Regions from separate parts of the Homo sapiens genome. Here region 1 is linked to region 2. Evidence: chromatin loops called from intact Hi-C (ENCODE). Cell type or tissue: mammary epithelial cell. All regions are shown on one strand. Each heading gives the region's core, and the rest is flanking DNA. Links, peaks and the distances in the headings are about the cores only. Region 1 overlaps CAMTA1 (calmodulin binding transcription activator 1). Region 2 overlaps PARK7 (Parkinsonism associated deglycase).

What was found. Hi-C counts contacts between places; a loop is a spot of excess contacts. Peaks named below come from ENCODE experiments on the same cell type or tissue, not always from the same donor. Only the 100,000 strongest peaks of a DNase experiment are listed, where the experiment ranks them.
Region 1: it touches region 2 in a loop (18-fold over the local background); 7 of 110 quality-filtered maps call a loop at or near these places.

Annotation. Positions count from the first base shown.
Region 1 is chr1:7,664,468-7,669,836 of GRCh38, forward strand. CAMTA1 (calmodulin binding transcription activator 1) reads left to right here. Exons shown (of 23, transcript NM_015215.4): 9 at 1-732. Among named protein-coding and RNA genes, the nearest start is that of VAMP3, 100 kb to the right of the region's middle. RefSeq lists enhancers at 3,354-3,543, 4,712-5,369. In mammary epithelial cell, for the core only: CTCF peaks have their summits at 3,254 (motif pointing right) and 5,185 (motif pointing right); a DNase peak (open chromatin) is centred at 3,244; H3K4me3 peaks cover 51 bases.
Region 2 is chr1:7,972,307-7,977,675 of GRCh38, forward strand. It overlaps PARK7 (Parkinsonism associated deglycase), which reads left to right. Exons shown (of 7, transcript NM_007262.5): 6 at 5,346-5,369. Among named protein-coding and RNA genes, the nearest start is that of PARK7, 13 kb to the left of the region's middle. In mammary epithelial cell, for the core only: a CTCF peak has its summit at 3,143 (motif pointing right); a DNase peak (open chromatin) is centred at 3,145.

The DNA.
Region 1 (5,369 bases), core at 322-5,321, 310 kb before region 2:
ACCTTCGTGATGCCCACGGTGAAAACGGAGGCCTCGTCCCAAACCAGCTCCTGCAGCGGTCACGTGGAGACGCGGATCGAGTCCACTTCCTCCCTCCACCTCATGCAGTTCCAGGCCAACTTCCAGGCCATGACGGCAGAAGGGGAGGTCACCATGGAGACCTCGCAGGCGGCGGAAGGGAGCGAGGTCCTGCTCAAGTCTGGGGAGCTGCAGGCTTGCAGCTCTGAGCACTACCTGCAGCCGGAGACCAACGGGGTAATCCGAAGCGCCGGCGGCGTCCCCATCCTCCCGGGCAACGTGGTGCAGGGACTCTACCCCGTGGCCCAGCCCAGCCTCGGCAACGCCTCCAACATGGAGCTCAGCCTGGACCACTTTGACATCTCCTTCAGCAACCAGTTCTCCGACCTGATCAACGACTTCATCTCCGTGGAGGGGGGCAGCAGCACCATCTATGGGCACCAGCTGGTGTCGGGGGACAGCACGGCGCTCTCACAGTCAGAGGACGGGGCGCGGGCCCCCTTCACCCAGGCAGAGATGTGCCTCCCCTGCTGTAGCCCCCAGCAGGGTAGCCTGCAGCTGAGCAGCTCGGAGGGCGGGGCCAGCACCATGGCCTACATGCACGTCGCCGAGGTGGTCTCGGCCGCCTCGGCCCAGGGCACCCTAGGCATGCTGCAGCAGAGCGGACGGGTGTTCATGGTGACCGACTACTCCCCAGAGTGGTCTTACCCAGAGGTAAGCTGCCGCCGCTGCCACCACCTGTCACCTCCCCTCCCACCCACCTCGCCAGCCCCTGCGCCACCCTGCAGCTAAGGGATGCCTGTGGCTGCCCTTCAGAGGAAGCTCTGGACCACAAAGATGATGCTTTCCCCTCCTTGTGTCCCCACGGCGCTTGAACACCTCCGTCTTTCACGCAGTGGTTCTCAAACTTCACTGGGGCAAGTAGCTTTAAAGTCAGGGGGTCTTTGGCCGGGTGCCATGGCTCAAACCTGTAATCCCAGAACTTTGGGAGGCCGAGGCAGGAGGATCATCTGAGCCAAGGAGTTCCAAACCAACCTGGGCAACGTAGTGAGAACTGGTTTCAACAAAATATTAAAAAAATAAGCCAGGTGTGGTGGGGCCTGCCTATGGTCCCAGCTATTCTGGAGGCTGAGTCCGGAGGAGCACTTGAGCCCAAGAGGTTGAGGCTGCAGTGAGCTGTGGTTGTACCACTGCACTCCAGTCCGGATGACAGAGTGAAACCCTGTCTCAAAAAAAAAGAGAGAAAGTCAGGGTATCCTTGGAAGCAAAATGCTCCCCCAGCTCCAGCCAGAGTCGTCTGCCGTTTCTCAATTTATGTGTTGAGTCCATCTATGTTTTGCTTTGCTTTTTTTTTGAAAAGGGGTCCCAGGGTTGCTTAAAAAAATTCAAAAGTCACCATTGGCCGGGCTCAGTGGCTCATGCCCATAATCCCAGCACTTTGGGAGGCCAAGGTGGGTGGATCACCTGAGGTCAGGAGTTCGAGACTAGCCTGGCCAACATGGTGAAACCCCGTCTCTACTAAAAATACAAAAAATTAACTGGGCGTAGTGGCACGTGCCTGTAATCCCAGCTACTCGGGAGGCTGAGGCAGGAGAATCGCTTGAACCCGGGAGGTGGAGGTTGCAGTGAGTCGAGATCACGCCACTGCACTCCAGCCTGGGCGACAAGAATGAAACTGTCTTAAAAAAAAAAAAAAGAAAGAAAAAGTCACCATCATAGATCGTCTACATCCACTGCCTTCACCCTACTTCTCTAAGCCAAACAAAACCAAAAACCAAAAATCTCTCTCAAAACTGAACAGGGCACAGCTTCTGAAGAGTCATCCTGAAGATCCTTCTTAAGTAAACCTGGCCTTCTGCAAAATTCCACACAGGTCATAGGACGCAGGATTCCAACGTGCACCCTCCCCCAGCCCCCAGGCCGCCTCAGCTCCCGGGGATCTGACTTTGAGAACCACTACTCCAAAGACCAAAGCATCTTGCCTGAGGGACACAAGCAGTAGAGGAATCTCTGCTTTTTCTGTAGAGCAGAATAGCACAGGAAGGGGACAGAGTGGCCCAGGCTTTCCCTAAATAACCTAGTGCAGACAAGCACGTGCATCCTGACCTCTACCCAGCCCATCTGGGTGCTCAGGGACCAGCACATGCACCACGGGCCCTGATTGGACACTGCCTGGGAGGTGGCTGCCCACGGCCCACTCGGCTGGAGAACACCAAAGAAGGGGGCTCATACTTCCTCACCCTTCTTCCCCGCTGGCAAAGCTAAGAAAATCTGTGTACAGACACCCCCAGCTCTCCCATCCCCGATAGGAAGAGCCCGGAAGGATCAGACTGGGCTTCCTCTTGGTATAGGTTGGTGTGACCGTGTTTCTGACCCCCCTGCTGTTGTTGTTTTGTTTTGTTTTGTTTTGTTTTGTTTTTGAGAAGGAATTTCACTCTTTTTGCCCAGGCTGGAGTGCAATGGCGCCATCTCGGCTCACTGAAACCTCCGCCTCCCAGGTTCAAGCGATTCTCCTGCCTCAGCCTGCCGAGTAGCTGGGGTTACAGACACACCCTGCTGCATCCAGCTAATTTTTGTATTTTTAGTAGAGACGGGGTTTCACCATGTTTCCCAGGCTGGTCTTGACCTCCTGGCCTCCAGTGATCCGCCCACCTCAGCCTCCCAAAGTGCTGGGATTTCGGGCATGAGCCACCACACCCGGCCCTGACCTCCTAATCTTATCAGTGACTCTGAGCTCAATGGCACCTTCGGAGTGCCCACCACACCCCCCACCCCACCCCATGAAGGCCAGTTGGGCATCTTCCCCGTGCCCCCTGACCCTGGGCTTAAGAAAGCGATGCAAAGGGACAGGGAGGAGGCCAGGATCAGGGTGCGGGGGGACGGTCAGAGCTGTCTTCTGGTCCTGGCTCCTTGAGACCTGACTCTCTGGGGCTCAGTTTCCTTACGTGTAAATGGCTGAGAGGGGGTGGCCTCGAGGCACTCCCAGTCCTAGGACCTGGGAGATTTGGTCCTCGGGACACTTAGAGGCGCCCTGGAGCCCTTAATGTCTTGCAGAAGCCAGGAGGTGGGAGGAGGGTCCCCTCTTTTCCCGAGGTCCTGGCCTGTCAGACAGGCCCTGGGCTGGGTGCAGACCCACACCCCAGCCTCCTGGGTGTCCTGGCGAGTGGGACATTAGCAGGCCTGACTCCTTCTGTCCTTTCTGGGCCTGCAGTTCAGCAGCTCGCCACACGAGGGCGGCCCAGGAACAGGAACGCAATGGCAGCCTGGCAGCCTGGCAGCCCAGCAGAGGGAGCGGCCAGCCTTGCTTTTCCAGAAGCCCTCAATGCTTCCAGTTACCCACAACCAAAAGCTGCTGAAATTCAGCTTGATTTGGAAAATGCGCATAAGCCACCCAGCTAGGCCCTTTGGGGCCCCACCTGGCCACACAGTGAGGCCTCAGAGGTTGTGAAGGGCCCCTTCCTCCTTGCTGTCCTCTCCTACCCAGGCCACTGTCTCCACACCACAGCAGGGGTGCCCCCATCCTGGGTTCTACAGGAGAGAGCACCTTCTCTCTTGACACTTCTCTCCCTTTGTCTGGCCCTCGTCCTGTCCCCTCCCTGCCAGCCTGTCTGTGCACTGACTGCATCAGGAGTCCAATCTGGCCAGGTTCTGCCAAGCTCAGGGAGGGCTCTACAGGCAGGCTCGTCGGCCTGGGCCCTACTTCCCAGTCTGCAAAATGGGGTTTGGCTAAACGGTTACTCAGCACCCCCACCCAGCTCTAAACCTCAATGCATCTACCTAGCAGGAATGCGATGGCCGGGGCCATCCTGCTGTCTCTTCTCTGAGTGGCCCTCCCTCCCACAGGCTGCTCCCATTTCTCCTATCTCTGTCCACCCCTTCACCTCCAGCTGCAGCTGGTCACCAACACACACACACACACACACACACACACACACACACACACACACCCACCACACACCCCAGAGGCGTCCCCCTATGCCCCAGCATCTGCCCTGGCTGCATCAGACATGGGCCCTTTATCTCAGGACTCAGAGACCTCAGATGGCATTTCGTGCCCCCTCCCCACCCCCAAAACCCTCCTGCGTCATCTCCCACCACTGACACTCCTGCTGCAGCAGCAGAAGAGCCTGCAATTACAGCCTCAGGCACGCGCGTCACCACCAGTTCAGCGCAGCCAGGCGGGCTGTTGCCATGGGAACCATCCCTTGAATGGATGGATGCTGAGCTGTCCTGCGGCGGTTTCCATGGAGAAGGTCCTGATGTTCTCCAGTAATTTCTGCAGTTCTTTGTTCCCGGCAGCAGCCCCAGCCTCATGCTAGCAGCTGTTGATTGCGGTTATTATTTTTTCCCTTTTTCTCACATGGTAACTGTCTGTGGCCTTTTGAAGTCACTGCTCTTCCACTTCCCAGGATCCTGGGGGATGGTGCCCTGAGCTGGCCTTCTGGTGCTTCCAGACATCCCAAAGTCAGGCTCCACCTGTCCGCCGGCACTCTTCTCAGCCAGGCACCCACTCCCCCCAATGCCCCGCCACTTCCACGGAGCTGCAAATATCCCTGGGCATCAGAACAAGGGATGCTGTGGTCAGAAGGGCCCCTAGCAAGGAGATGCCACCCAGAGAGGCTGGGCCACTTGCCTGAGGACACACAGCTACTGAGGCGCAGGAGCAGGCCTCCTGCTTTTGTTTCTCGGTCCTGAGCTCTCTCTGCTGCCGTAGCAGTAAAGTGACCTCCCAGGCCAGAGCCAGGCTCATGCAAGAGCAGGGGTGGAATATGCTTTCCAGCCTGGGAGAGCCCCTTCCGTGGAAGAAGTCTCTTTTCCTGGCTGGGCAATGGGAGGAGCTACTTCCACCTCATCCCTGGAAACACTCACTCCTGCTGCAGATGCCCTGGGCCAGGCCTGGGTTCCAGGAACATTGTGGGGCGCCTAGGGCAGGCTCCTTGTAGAGGCCGGGGCTTCCTCCAGGGCAGGGGTGGGCCAGGGCCCAGGAGAGGCCAAGCAAGAATGAGTGACTGACCAGTAGGGAGCATCTGGTTGGCACGGAGTTGGGGGGTAGGGAATCACTTCTCTGGCCTGGAGCAGTGGGGAAGGTGGGCTCACAGCAGCTCCTCACCCCCACCTCCCAGGCTCCAGCCTGCCTGGCGGCCTTCTCCAGCCTGGACACTAGGTGGTGCTCTCCGCCCTGACCTAGCAGCTCTCCGCCCCACTGCAGGGAAAGGTGTTTACTGGTTTGGGGGTGGGGTGGATGGCGCCTCTGGGGTGGGTCCACCCAAGGTTAGCCAGGAGAGTCCGGGAGGCCGGCACCCCTACCTTCCTCATCCCCAGGGAGAGCCTCCCTCTACTCAGTGACCAGC
Region 2 (5,369 bases), core at 118-5,117:
ACAAACAAAAAATTAGCCAAGCACAGTACTGCATGCATGTAGTCCCAGCTACTCAGGAGGCTGAGATGGGAGGATCGCTTGAAGGCAAGAGTTAGAGGCTGCAGTGAGCTATGATTGCACTCCAGCCTGGGCAGCAGAGTGACACCATGTCTTTCAAACAAAATGTTATTCGCCTTTTTTCTTCTCAGTCTTTCAGGAGTGACATCAGAGTAGGATGATACCATCATCTGAGAATTTATTATTGTGTTTTAAAAATTTCCCAGTTTTATTAGGTTGATGTAAAAGTAATTGTGGTTTTTGCCATTAAAAGTAATTGGCGTGGCACAGTGGCGCATGCCTGTAATCTCAGCACTTTGGGAAGCTGAGGTGGGCAGATCGTTTGAGGTCAGGAGTTCAAAACCAGCCTGGCAAACGTGGTGAAATCCCGTTTCTACTAAAAATACAAAAGTTAGCTGGGCATGGTGGTGCACGCCTGTAATCCCAGCTACTCGGGAGGCTGAGGTGGGAGGATCACTTGAGGTCAGGAGTTCGAAACCAGCCTGGCTAACATGGTGAAACCCCGTCTCTACTAAAAATACAAAAGTTAGCTGGGCAGTTAGCTGGGTATGGTGATGCATTCCTGTAATCCCAGCTATCAGGAGGCTGAGGCAGGAGAATCTATTGAACCCGGGCGGCGGAGGTTGCAGTGAGCCGCGATTACGCCACTGCACTCCAGCCTGGGTGACACAGCAAGACTGTCTCAAAAAAAAGTAATAATTTTTAATATGGCAGATGTTCATAGATATAACCCACATAAAAGCTAAAGGGATTCTAAGACCTAAATGTTTGAGAACCGTGGCATTAGGGGCTGGGAAGAACCACAGAGGTTGACCACCCTGGCAGGTCTTGTACGTGGGCTTACTACAAGAGTCACCACTAGCCTTTTGACCTGCCCTGAGGCTCAGGTAATTATCTCTGCCAAAGGGCACTGCAGTCACTGCAGCCCAAGCAGCTGCTCCCCTCTTTGGAGAGAAAGTCACAGATCCTTGAGTTTGGTTTTCTTTGGCTCTGCTGCTGTGAAGCAAGCCTCAGTCCTAGATTCTTTGACCAAAGGAAGAAAGAGTTTGGGCTGAGTTTGTTTCCTTATGATTCTGCTGAAAGTAAAAACCACATGTCAGTTTGTCCTGTGCCACAAAAGTAGCAAAATCACTTAAGGTCAGGAGTTCGAAACCAGCCTGGCCACCATGGTGAAACCCCATCTCTACTAAAAATACAGAAATTAGCCAGGCGTGGTGGCGCGTGCCTGTAATCCCAGCTGCTTGGGAGGCTGAGGCAGGAGAATCGCTTGAACCTGGGAAGTGGAGGTTGCAGTGAGCCAAGATTGCGCCATTGCACTCCAGCCTGGGCAACAAGAGTGAAACTCCGTCTCAAAAAATAAATAAAATAAAATAATAAAAATAAAAATAACAAAAATTAGCAGGGCATGGTGGCGCATGCCTGTCGTCCTAGCTACTTGGGAGGCTGAGGCAGGAGAATCGCTTGAACCCGGGAGGCGGAGATTGCAGTGAGCCGAGATCGTGCCACTGCACTCCAGCCTGAGCGACAGAGCAAGACTTCGTTTCAAAAAAAAAAAAAAAAAATCAACCACATTTGGCTTACTGTTTTGTGCTGAGGCTAGATGGAATGCCATGCTAAGAAGCATGGGCCTTATAGTACTTTAAATCAACATTAAAAAATAAACAGGCTGGCTGTGGTGGCTCATAGCTGTAATCCTAGCACTTTGGGAGACTGAGGTGGGAGGATCACTTGAACCCAGGAGTTCAAGACCAGCCTGGGCAACATAGTGAGACCCCCCCACCGACCTCTACAAAAAAATATTTTAAAAAATCAGCCTGGTGTGGTGGTGCACACTTGTAGTCCCAGCTACTCAGGAGGCTGAGGTGGGAGGATCACTTTGAGCCCAGGAATTTGAGGTTACATTGAGATGTGGTGATCACACCACTGCACTTGAGCCTAAAGGACAGAGCAAGACTTGGTCTCTTAAAAAAAAAAAGTAAAAATAGGCCAAGGGCGGTGGCTCACACCTGTAATCCCAGCACTTTGGGAGGCCGAGGCGTGCGGATCACAAGGTCAGGAGATCGAGACCATCCTGGCTAACACGGTGAAACCCTGTCTCTCCTAAAAATACAAAAAATTAGCCAGGCGTGGTGGCGGGTGCCTGTAGTCCCAGCTACTCGGGAGGCTGAGGCAGGAGAATGGTGTGAACCTGGGGGGCAGAGCTTGCAGTGAGCCGAGATTGCGCCACTGCTCTCCAGCCTGGGCGACAGAGTGAGACTCCATCTCAAAAAAAAAAAAATTATATAAAAAACAGTAAAAATAGAAAACACACTAGCAGTGTGTTTATACCATTGAATATCCTGCACCACTGTTGTGGGCACTACACCAGAAATAGGAAAAAATGTGATGATGAGCTGAGCTAATTGAGATGAGGGTTATGGGAATGGAACAGAGGAGTGATGGAAGAGATTTGGATCTTTTAAATTGGCAAACAGAAAAATAAGATTCTTTTTTTTTTTTTTTTTTGTTGAAATGGGAGCTTTGCTCTTGTTGCCCAAGCTGGAGTGCAGTGGTGCAATTTCGGCTCACTGCAACCTCCACCTCCCAGGTTCAAGCGATTCTCCTGCCTCAGGCTCCCGAGTAGCTAGAATTACAGGCACCTGCCACCATGCCCAGCTAATTTTTGTATTTTTGGTAGAGACGGGGTTTCACCATGTTAGCCAGGCTGGTCTCGAACTCCTGATCTCGTGATCCGCCCACCTTGGCCTCCCAAAGTGCTAGGATTACAGGCGTGAGCCACCGCACCCAGCCAAGATTATTCTGAAGTGTTGCAGTTAGGGATTGGAAACATTTTGAACACAAAGAATATTAGCCTAGTCCTTAATATTGAGTGAATGAGGAACGCAAATTGGAAGGGAGTCTATGTTGAGAAGAAAATTAAATGATATTTACTTTGAGTAGGGGAGGGGGAGGAAGTGTGGAGTTGGAGGAGTGGACAGTTGTCAGCTGAGATGCCCAGGTCTAGGAATGAGGCCTCTGGAAGCAAGGTCTTGGCCACCTGGAGGAGCTGGGGAGTTGGCAGAGGTGGTCATTTTGCATGTTACCACAGGGTGGTGCTGTTGGCTGCAGAAGGGGACATGGTCAGCTGCGCCCTCTGCACTGTAGTGCAGAGTACAGAGCGTTTTCATCCATCAGAATCCCAGGTCCTGGGAGAGTGAAACGTCTCTTCTCCAGTATTCCAAATAGGGTTCTGACGCCCCAGAAAGCAGTGATTATGAGCTTACCTGATAAGTATGAAAGACATCAGTAAATTCCTGAATCCAACTGTAACATAAATTTATTCACATCGTAGCAGTGATTTTATTACCACCTTGAAGGGAGCAGCCTAAAAATTCTCGTTCACCGATCACTTTCCTCACTGTGCTATCATCTATTAAAGTTTACTTTAAAATGCAAGATGATGTAGGAATTTCTTCTTAAATTCTTACCAAATAAAAATTAAAAACAATTTATAAATCCATTCAAATAAAAATTGATAATTATTCAATTCTTACGGACTTCTAAAATTTGCTACCATACATAGCTGTCTTGTGTGTAAAAATAACGTGGAGAAGAGACATTTGAGGCTTTTGATTTAAGAGCTATAAATCAGGACTTGGTCTGAAACTGACAGCTGATATTAGGCAGAAAGCTTATGTAATTAGGTAGTATTTGTGTGATCTTCCTGTTTGTAACAGCTACGGTCTGAGTAGCTTGTGGGTATATTATATAATTCCTTCCTTGGAGTCTTGTTGAAAAATGAAAGGACAGTAAGACCAAGACCTCTCAGGTTTGCTGACACTAAAAGTGTACAAACTGTGCCACAGGATCTTAGCCATCCAGGGCACCTTAAGTGTTTCCAAGATCAAGGTGCTGTTCTGAAACGTATCCTTCTAAGTGTCATGTGAGGCCTTAGAAAGAATGTTTATATGTGTGGCTTAGAGGAAAAAGGTAGAATGAATACTTTGTAAAAAGCTTTAAGATGAAATAACAATGAAAGGTATATAAAATCTTTGTTTTTAATCCTTATTTAGGACCATTACATACGCAATATGCTTGTGACCCTCCCTGAAGTTGGCCGTTTTCAGTGAATACATTTAAATAAAAATCTCAAGTTAGGACCTGCCAATTTGGAAAGACTTCATCAACTGACACTTCCATGTGGTTCTTTGCTTAAGTAGCTTTCATCACGTGATGCTAGTGCCTTTATATCTCACACTTCCAGGCACTTCACAGGCTATCTCCTTCAAGGACAGTGTGCTGTCCATTTTAATCCTACCACCTGGCATACTTGGGTGGATAGGTGGATGAACGAGTGTTAATTTCCCATTTTATTTATTTATTTTTTATTTATTTTGAGACAGAGTCTCGCTCTGTCGCCCAGGCTGGAGTGCAGTGGCACGATCTTGGCTCACTGAAAGCTCTGCCTCCCGGGTTCACCCCATTCTCCTGCCTCAGCCTCCCGAGTAGCTGGGACTACAGGCGCCCGCCACCACGCACAGCTAATTTTTTGTATTTTTAGTAGAGACAGGGTTCCAGCGTGTTAGCCAGGATGGTCTTGATCTCCTGACCTCATGATCCAGCCGCCTTGGCCTCCCAAAGTGCTGGGAATACAGGCATGAGCCACCGTGCCCGGCCTAATTTCCCATTTTCAAGTAGAAAATAAGATTACAAAAGAGCAATAAAATCCAGAAGTTCAGAGAGTACCAGTTGCCTTTAGCATGTAACTAAATCTTTCCTTTTACTAAGAGTGAGGTAAGAAGTTGAGCCCGCCCCAGTGATCCTCCCCCTCCTTTGGACTCCTGGTATATGTGGTCCCTGTTCTGGGGATGGGGAAGGTGAGAGAGGTGAGCACATTTTGTTTATCTGTGTATGCTCTGCTGGTATCAAGGTAAATCTTCTTGAGTAAATGGTTATTGAAGTATTTTGAGTTTCTGTGCTTTTGCCAGATGTGCTCAGCAAATCGTTTGTTATAAACATACTTTATCTCTCATACTAGGAAGTGTTTCATTTCAGAATCGTAGCTGTATGTTTGGTAAGAGCCTCTTGATTTTGAAGAATACTTTGCTGTTGCAGTTTTTGTTGTTGTTAGAGAAGGGGTCTGTGTTGCCCAGGCTGATGTTGAATTCCTGGGCTCAAGCAATTTTTCTACCTAGGCCTCCCCAATTGCTGGGATTACAGGCATGAGCCACTGTGCCAGGCACTATTGCGATTTTTTAAACATGGGCTTTTCTATATCTGCACTTAGATCTTTTTATTTTTATTCTTAGGTCCTACTGCTCTGTTGGCTCATG